2 separate regions of the Homo sapiens genome follow, and region 2 is linked to region 1. Evidence: read pairs that join two places in POLR2A ChIA-PET (ENCODE). Cell type or tissue: MCF 10A. All regions are shown on one strand. Each heading gives the region's core, and the rest is flanking DNA. Links, peaks and the distances in the headings are about the cores only. Region 1 has its middle 63 kb from the start of LINC02313. Region 2 overlaps NUBPL (NUBP iron-sulfur cluster assembly factor, mitochondrial).

Evidence for each region. ChIA-PET counts read pairs that join two places held together with the same protein. Peaks named below come from ENCODE experiments on the same cell type or tissue, not always from the same donor. Only the 100,000 strongest peaks of a DNase experiment are listed, where the experiment ranks them.
Region 2: POLR2A ChIA-PET joins it to region 1 with 5 read pairs; 2 of 35 experiments call an interaction of 5 or more read pairs at or near these places.

What each region holds. Positions count from the first base shown.
Region 1 is chr14:31,879,204-31,883,607 of GRCh38, reverse strand. No RefSeq gene overlaps it. Among named protein-coding and RNA genes, the nearest start is that of LINC02313, 63 kb to the left of the region's middle. In MCF 10A, for the core only: no CTCF peak of the experiment used is centred there; a DNase peak (open chromatin) is centred at 2,507.
Region 2 is chr14:31,731,118-31,735,521 of GRCh38, reverse strand. The region is part of intron 6 of NUBPL (NUBP iron-sulfur cluster assembly factor, mitochondrial); the gene reads right to left. Among named protein-coding and RNA genes, the nearest start is that of NUBPL, 170 kb to the right of the region's middle. In MCF 10A, for the core only: no CTCF peak of the experiment used is centred there; no DNase peak of the experiment used is centred there.

The sequences.
Region 1 (4,404 bases), core at 121-4,120:
ACCCTCATGATCTGGAGGGGAGGGAATACAGCGAGTAAGTCAGACTGTACAACCTATGCATAATAGAAGCCCCTCAGGAGGTCACAATGATTACACATTGCTCCATTAATTTGTAGGTAGGCTGAGGAAGATAAGGGACATTCCCAAGAATTTAACTCACTCTCAAGGAGAATTTACTGACTCATTCATTCATTCACTGAGTTCTCTAATTTTGAGATTTAACATGGCCACAGTCACTTATCATCTTCCTCTTCAAACGTCCTGCTACTTTTCCTATTCCCATCTCTCCATGACTGGTACCATCTGCCCAACCACATCCAGATGTCCTGCCTTTTCTAAATCCTACTTAGGTTTCCTAGCCTGAGTTCTGGGGTCAGATGTAGGAGTTGAAAGTGGATATTTAGCAGGTGAGGCAAGTTGAAAGATGGAACAGCCTACCATGGAGGGGGCAGGTGGAGTTAGGAGGCAGGTAACTGGTAATGAACTGTGCCCTTCAAAGAGACTCTAGTAGTGAGCTAAGCATTTCTGGCCTATATGGGTGGACGATGTACGTCTGGAGGAGATCCAAACTGGCCTCCCACTCCACAGAGACAAGAACTGACTGAAATGCTTTTTTGTACAGCTTCTTGGTACACCAGAGGGTATCAGGAAGTCCTCCTGGAGATTTGTAATTGCTACGAGCATTGGCTGGCGGCTGAGAGGCTAGCAGTGAGAACTGCAAGGTGTCATATTAGACACAGGGCCACCAAAGTCCTTAGGAACTCTACAGTTCTGAACAAGCCATGTTATCCAGCCAAGCCGCAGATACAGGAATTGAATGCAGGCCTCTCCAGCCACTGCCACCGTCTTCCACCCTGAGGAGAGTAGCCACCAGAACATGTGACCTTGAGGAGTATGAAGGTCAAAGCTGGCATGCTGAGTTCAAATTGAGGCACAAATTAAAGAAACAAGGTGGCAAGTGGAAGGCAGAAAATGGGAAAATGGGGCAAGGAATCAAGGCACCAGAAAGTCAAAACCAAGAAGGGGCAGAGTTGCTCTGGATGGATTCTGAAGACTAAGTATAAATGTCTATGGGCTTTTTTATCTGCTCCTAACATTCTCTGATGTGGGCAAGCCAAGATTATTCAAATGGTTAGGACAGGGATCAAGAGCAGCAAACTGAAGGTGGTTCATGCCTGAGATCACAATTTTCACTGCAGAGTAACAGGTAAGTTCAACTGCTGAGAGAGAAAGCAAGCGAGAGAGAGAGAGAGAGAGAGGCAGAGACAGAGACAGGGACACGTATGGGTCAGGGACTCATAGAACTGTTTAGGTCTGAGACAGCCACTGTGGGAGTGGAGAGGGAGCTGACTGAGGACACACAAGCACTTCCTAGCAACGCTGTGGGCCCATTTGAAGCTGGAGACCACACATTTGTTGTAGCACCATTACACCTGAGTTTGTGGTTTTCTTGTATTGAGCAGTTTTAGAAGCAGCAGCAGATTGCAAGAGTGATACAAGCTTTGGCATTAACAAAGCAAATGCAGTGGTTACACAATAAGTTAAGGGAGTAAGGGAGAAGCAAATGAAATCATTCACTGGGTACATCTAGGTTGGAAAAGAAAGGAAGGTATGATTGTTAATTTTGTGTGTCAACTCGGCTGGGCCACAGTGTTAGATATGTGGTGAAACATAATTCTGGATATTTTTGTGAGAGTGCTTTCAAATGAGATGAATATTTAATGAGTGGACTTTTAGGAAAACAAACTGTCCCCCATGATGTGGGTGGGCCTCATCCAACCAGCTGAAGGCCTGAATAAAGATTGAACTCCCCTAAACAAGAAGGAATTCTGCCAACAGACAGTCTTTGTATTTGAACCACAACACTGGATCCTCCCTGAGTCTCCATCCTGCCAGCTCATCTTGCATATTTTGGACCTCTCAGCCTTGGTAATCATGTGAGCCAATTCCTGAAAATAAATTTCTCTTTTACTTCTATACACATCCTATTGATTCTGTGTCTCTAGAGAACCCTGACTAAAACAGAAGGTAAGTACGTAGAGAGGAGAAGGACAAGGTGACGGGACATCAAGGCACCAGAGTCCTGAACAGCACATTCAGTGAAGGTAATGGAATGTGGGAAGGATGAAAATTACTACACTCACTGTTAGGAGAGTTTCACATTTCAGATGAAGAGTGGATTTGAATGAGAACAAAACCAGAGGTGTAGAGGTAGAGAACTTGGAAACTGAACAGGCCTTTGAGACGCAGGCATTGGATGGGCTGTCCACATGCACATGAAAGCAGTGCATCAGGCTTGAGCATGAGTTTGAAGCAGAGAGAGAAGAGAAAAGATTGCAAGCCAGGATGTCAGCAGACAGGGAGGGCTGCCTGGTAAAATTCTTCGATATCATCTGCAGCAAATGTCTAACTCCTTCGCATGGCATGAGTGCTCTGCATAACCTGGCCCTTTGTACCTTCCAGCTCAACTTTTCTCAGTCCAGACCAGCGAGTCATCAGCCACGCTGACCTTGTCTGTGGTCTGGAAGCTCTCATCATGCAACTTCTGCACATTCCATTCTTCTTGCCTGGCATTCTGCTCCTGGCCCCAACCATCTCTATATATACTGAAGGCTTCAAATAAACCCAAAAAGAATTCTCAATTTGATAAACATTCCTAATATACCAAAGGCCATCTGGGTAATTGTCTCCTAAAGGTTAGGAAAAGTTCATCCTATCCTTAGTAATTAGTTGTTCCTTAAATAAAGCAACCTTCACTTTTCTTGGAATTGTAGTTTCTACAAATCCTTTAAAAAGTTTCAGGCTACTCAATCTCAATCACATCCCAGTATTTGAGCATTGTGGATTCAATACAGGTAGCATAAGATAATCGTATTAATTACTTGCAGAGATGATGATAAGCCTGCAGCAGGTGACAACGAGTGGACTCACCTCCAAGCTCTTCATTTTTTGCATACCTGTGTCCATTGCCATCTCTCTGCCAGATTTCCAGTTTCAATGTTTAGTGCAAATATATGCTTTTTGCACTGACTTCTTGTACTAGTCTTGATTTTCTTCCTATAGCCTTTCTTGAACTTAGTATGTGATTTTAAAATTGGTGAATAATATATGAGCCTGGTTTTAATGTTTAAAGTATGAGGCAGTTCAATAAACAGATGAGGAGATAGATGCTCCTCAATTACATTGATTCATGGCTTTCCAACTGATAACTAGATCAGAGACTTTGGCAACAAAATTCAAGGAATGAGGCATTACATAAATAAATTTTTTCCTTGGCTGAGAAAAATTTACCCCTTGGACTCATTTTCTTCCCTCCATAATAATTGTATGGGGATGGGGACAGACGTTAGGGGACTGGAGCAACTCCACAGCAAGAGGCTACCCTCACGTGTTTGTTCATCTTCCCAAACCACTGTCACCAAGTTCTCCCTAGTGATACAGAGAGCATCATTACACAGTTCCACCTGTGGATAGTCTTCAACAGGTGACCCTTCTTTTTACAATTAAGCAAGCTGAAGTTCTTCATGGCAGAAATATGATTTCTTTTATGATTATGAAAAGTATGATTATTTTCTTCCTTAAACTAATTGTTTTCTTCCTTAAACTAAATTCGGCTTCCTTCTTCCTTCCTTAATAAACTTCTCATTCACCGTGAAATTGAAAACACAGCCTTTTCCTGATGACCAGATGGCCCAGCAAATTTAATCACTTCAAGCACTCCACACTTCCTCTCCACTACCCTCCATCCATGGTGGGGAAATGAAGAAGCAAATTCCTCATTTCTTCCAGATGCCAACCTCTCTTGTGAACTTCCCCCAACCACTATTATAAAAGCCAGATATACATGAGCAATGAAGTTGAAGAAAGAAAATATTTCTTTTTTTTTTTTTTAAGGCAGATTCTCGCTCTGTCGCTCAGGCTGGAGTGCAGTGGTGCGATCTCAGCTCACTGCAAGCTCCGCCTCCTGGGTTCAAGCGATTCTCCTGCCTCAGCCTCTGGAATAGCTGGGACTACAGGTGCGTGCTACCACACCCGGCCAATTTTTTGTATTTTTAGCAGAGACGGAGTTTCACCGTGTTAGCCAGGATGGTCTCCATCTCCTGACCTCATGATCCTCCTGCCTCGGCCTCCCAAAGTGTTGGGATTACAGGCGTGAGCCACTGTGCCCGGCCGGCCTAAGTATTTCTTTAAAGCTATAAAATAAAACAAATCTTCCAAATGAGGGAAATGGTAAATAAATAAAATAAGTCAAAATTATATTCTTGATTAATGTTTAATTCAACAAGAATGCCACTCAAATTCATTCTAATTTATCTGGAATACTTGTTTGAATTAAAATGTCCTTTCAAATTCATATCTAGTACTCCAGAAAGTAAAGCAAATAAATTTTGATGGATAATGTAG
Region 2 (4,404 bases), core at 263-4,262, 150 kb after region 1:
AAACGGTGGGAAACATTTAAGAAGCAGACACAAAATAGACATACACCAATCCCCTATACTTTTCAGTTATTTGAACCATATAGTGTTTGGTTCCACATATGTTTAGTCTGTGTATGTTTCGTCCTTGGTTCAGATACTACTTGTGATACCAAATAAGGTACAAGTGACAATATCCAATCTGTAATTTTTCTACTGTTTGAAGCAGCTAACAGTTGACTTTGCCATGTTCTTCCTGGTTTGCTATTAATTGAAAAGGTAATTTAATATATATACAAATTACATAGAAATCTACTAGGTCTACATAAATGACAAAAAGAAATCAACCTAGAGCAGTAGTTGCCATCTAGGTTGCAATTCTGGTCTCACCCTACTCCAGGACATTTGGTAACGTCTACAGACATTTTTAATTGTCACAAGTAAGGCTGCTATGGACAGTTAGAAGACAGAAGCCAAAGATGCTACTAAACACCTTCTAGTACACAGGACAATCTTCTTTCCCTCCCAATACAGGATTATCTGGTCCAAAATGTCAGTAGTAAAGTCAACAAATTTGGGCCTAGAGTTAGCATGGTAGGGACTATAAAACTTAATGTCATCTGATCATCACTGACTTGTCTTCTTGGTTATAACCTGGAGGTTAAACGCCAGATCTACAAAGACCATACAGGATTCACAGAAGAGGAGTAGCTAGCAGAAACCCTGAATATCTACAGACCCATTACTGGAACCTTATCTGTGACTGAGGTATATAGTATTCTTGCTACTATTTCATGTCTTTGATTATAAATACTATACAATATTTATTTACTTATTTATGTAGGGGAAAACTCATAGACACGTATATTTATAATTCAAAAAATTCAACTAAAAAGCACAAAATAATTATAATAAACCTTGAGAAAGTAGAAGAAACTTAAAATGAAGAAATTTATGAAATATGAAACTAAAAAGCTAGAGTCTTAAATTTAACAATAAACTGTTATGAAGATATTATGTGAAGAAAAAATTTTTTTGAGAAATACTCTTTTATTTTGAAATTTGGTTTTTGAAGCTTTCTCATTTCTCATTTCATTTCCAGAACCACTGTGTGCACTGGTCTAGTCAGAGATTGTTCTCTATGTTAGATTGGAGATACTAAGGTGAAACAGCTATCAAATGTCCTGACTCTAATTCGACACTTTCTTTCATTTAATAGCCAATGTCATCCTTGGGGTGAATGAAGGACAAGAGACAGAAGTGCTCATGCTTAAAAGGACATTATTATATGGCAGATAATCTTTGTGAAGGGATATTTGGATTCTGAAGCCTTTTATGTGAAGAAAATTATAGAACAACATCACCCGTGAACATAGACAGAAAATCCTTAAAATAATAGAAAAATGATTTTAGCAAAATATAAAAATAATAATACATCATGACAAAATGATTTAATTCCAGGAATACAAGGTTGATTTAATGTAATTTATCACATTAGCAGAATAAAGGAGAAAAGCTAGATGATCACTTCAACAAATGCAGAAAAATCATTAGACAAAATTCAATAGCCATTAATAATAACAACTCTCAGCAAACTAGGAACAGAACTCTCTGAAGCTGATGGATGATGTCGATGAAATAACTACAGCTAACATTATTTACTTAGTCATGGGACATTAAATGCTTTTCCTAAGAGATCAATACAAGACGAGTAAATACATTCTCACCACTTCTACTCTACATAGTACTGAAAATCCTAGTCAGTGCACTAAGGCAAGAAAAGGAAAAGTCATAAATACTGAAAAGTGAAAGCTCTCCTATTCCTAGATGACATGATTACATATACAGAAAATCCTATGGAATCTACAGAAATTACTAGAATAAGTGATTTCAGAAATGTAGTATGACAGGTCAATATACTAAACTCAATTATGTTTCTTTGTATTAGAAACACATAATTAAAAATAAAATTAAAAAATAGAAATAAAACCAACAAAATATGTACCTTTATTAACCTATAAAATACTACTGAGAGAATTTTTTAAATACCTAAATAAATGACAAGATATATAATATTCATGGATCAGAAGACTCGACACTGTTAGGATGGCAATTCTCTCAAAATTGAGCAATAGAGTCAATATTATCCCTAGCAAAATCCTAGCAGAAATTAACAGGCTAATTCTAAAATTGCTATGGAAATATACATGATCTAAAATGCCCAAAATAATCTTTACAAACAAATCCAGAAGCCTTACTCTACAGCAATCAAGAACACGTAGTATGAGGCAGGCAACAGCATACAGAATTCAAAAGCAGCCACTCCATACGAGGGATATCTATCTATCTACCTACCTACCTATCTATATATATAAACATTTTTTTTCAACCAAGGCTTTAAGTCAATTAAATGGGGGAAAATATCTTTACATTTGGTTCTGGAAAACTGGACATCTGTATAGGAAAAAGTGAACCTCAACTTCTGTTTCACACCATACACAAAAATTAATTTGAGATGATCATAGGCTTAGACCAGAATCAAAAACCTTCTAGATGAAAACATAGAATTTCCTCACGCTTGGGATAGGCAAAGTTGTCTTAGGACCCAAAAAAGTACTAACCATAAAAGAATAGGCCGGGCGCGGTGATGCACACCTGTAATCCCCAGCACTTTGGGAGGCCGAGGTGGGCAGATCATTTGAGGTCAGGAGTTCGAGACCAGCCTGGCCAACATGGTGAAACTCTGTCTCTACTAAAAATACAAAAATTAGCTGGGCATGGTGGCGCACACCTGTAGTCCCAGCTACTTGGGAGGCTGAGGCAGAAGAATTGCTTAAACCCGGGAGATGGAGGTTGCAGTGAGCTGAGATCATGCCACTGCACTCCAGCCTGGGCTACTGAGTGAGACTCCATCTCAAAAAAAAAAAAAAAAAAAAGAGAACAAATTGATAAGCTGGACTTACAAAGTTAAAAACAATCTACCCATGAAATGACACAATTTTAAAGATAAATAAGCAAGCCAGAAACTGAGAAAATCTCTCTCTCATACACAGAATATAAAGAACTCCCACAAATCAACCATTTTTAAAACTCATTTCTGATTTTTTAAAATTCAGAATATATTTTAATTCACATTTTTAAGCACAATAAATCTTTGACAGTGTATTAAAAAAGTGTTTTTAAAAAAGATTCTGAAATATAGGCTAGCTAAATGATTTGCCCAGAGTCTGATCTAACTAATTACTTTTGAAATTGCCAAAGTTAAAGGAGTGGACAGTGAGGTCAGCATAAGTAGTAGCAGATCTAGAACCTGGGTCTTCCAGTTTCCTTTTCTTTCTTTCATTTTTTTTTTGAGACAGAGTCTTGCTCTGTCACCCAGGCTGGAGTGCAGTGGCGCGATCTCGGCTCACTGCAAGCTCTGCCTCCTGGGTTCACGCCATTCTCCTGCCTCAGCCTCCCAAGTAGCTGCGATTACAGGCACACCATGCCCGGCTTTTTTGTATTTTTAGTAGAGACGGGATTTCACCGTTTTAGCCAGGATAGTCTAGCTCTCCTGACCTCGTGATCCGCCCGCCTCGGCCTCTCAAAGTCCTGGGATTACAGATATGAGCCACCGCGTCCGGCCTCCAGTTCCCTTTTCAAAGCAAGGAACTAGAAATCTAGAGAGCTAGCTAGAATTCCAAATTCCATCCTTCCTTTATGTTATACATTTGACCAAGTTGAGAGTTTCAGAGTATCTTCTGGTGATACTCTTCTGAGGAAGGCTAGAAAAGGAGGCTGTGTTATTCCTAAATGTAAGTCATAAAAATGGATAGTTCTCAAAATGCTATTTGAGTCTAGGCTTTCAGAATACAGGGGGCATTTCCAGGAATTCAGCCTCAGCTGTCCAGCTATATAAGCTGACACATGACAGCAGTATTTGAGTTTATAATGAACAAACTGTTCTTTGTATCCATTCCTGGCATCTATCTTAGGATCTGGCAAATATTACATACTTAGTAAATGTTTTCATTAAATGGTTAAATGGAAAAAATGAGAAGTTACAGCAGAAAACTTAAGCAATCTTTGGACTATGCTACATAAGTAAAAACTGCATTAACAGCAGTGCCCACTAAGAAGTGATGCTGAAACCCAGAGGCATAAAAAATTATGTGTGTCAAATGTATTATATAAGGTAATGATGGAATTTGGAATTCAAGCTGGCTCTCTGGATTTCTGGTTCTTTGCGCTGAATATCTGTATCTCTTACCATCTTCTTTGGAGCTCCCCTTTTTATCGTTCCACATTGCATTGTGAACTGTTTATTCTGACCTATCTCCCAGTTCACTAATTCTCTTTACACCTATATCTAATCTCATGTACAACCTAATGATTAAGTTTTAAATAGTGTGTTTTTCAGTTTTACTATTATCTTACTGCTTTCATATC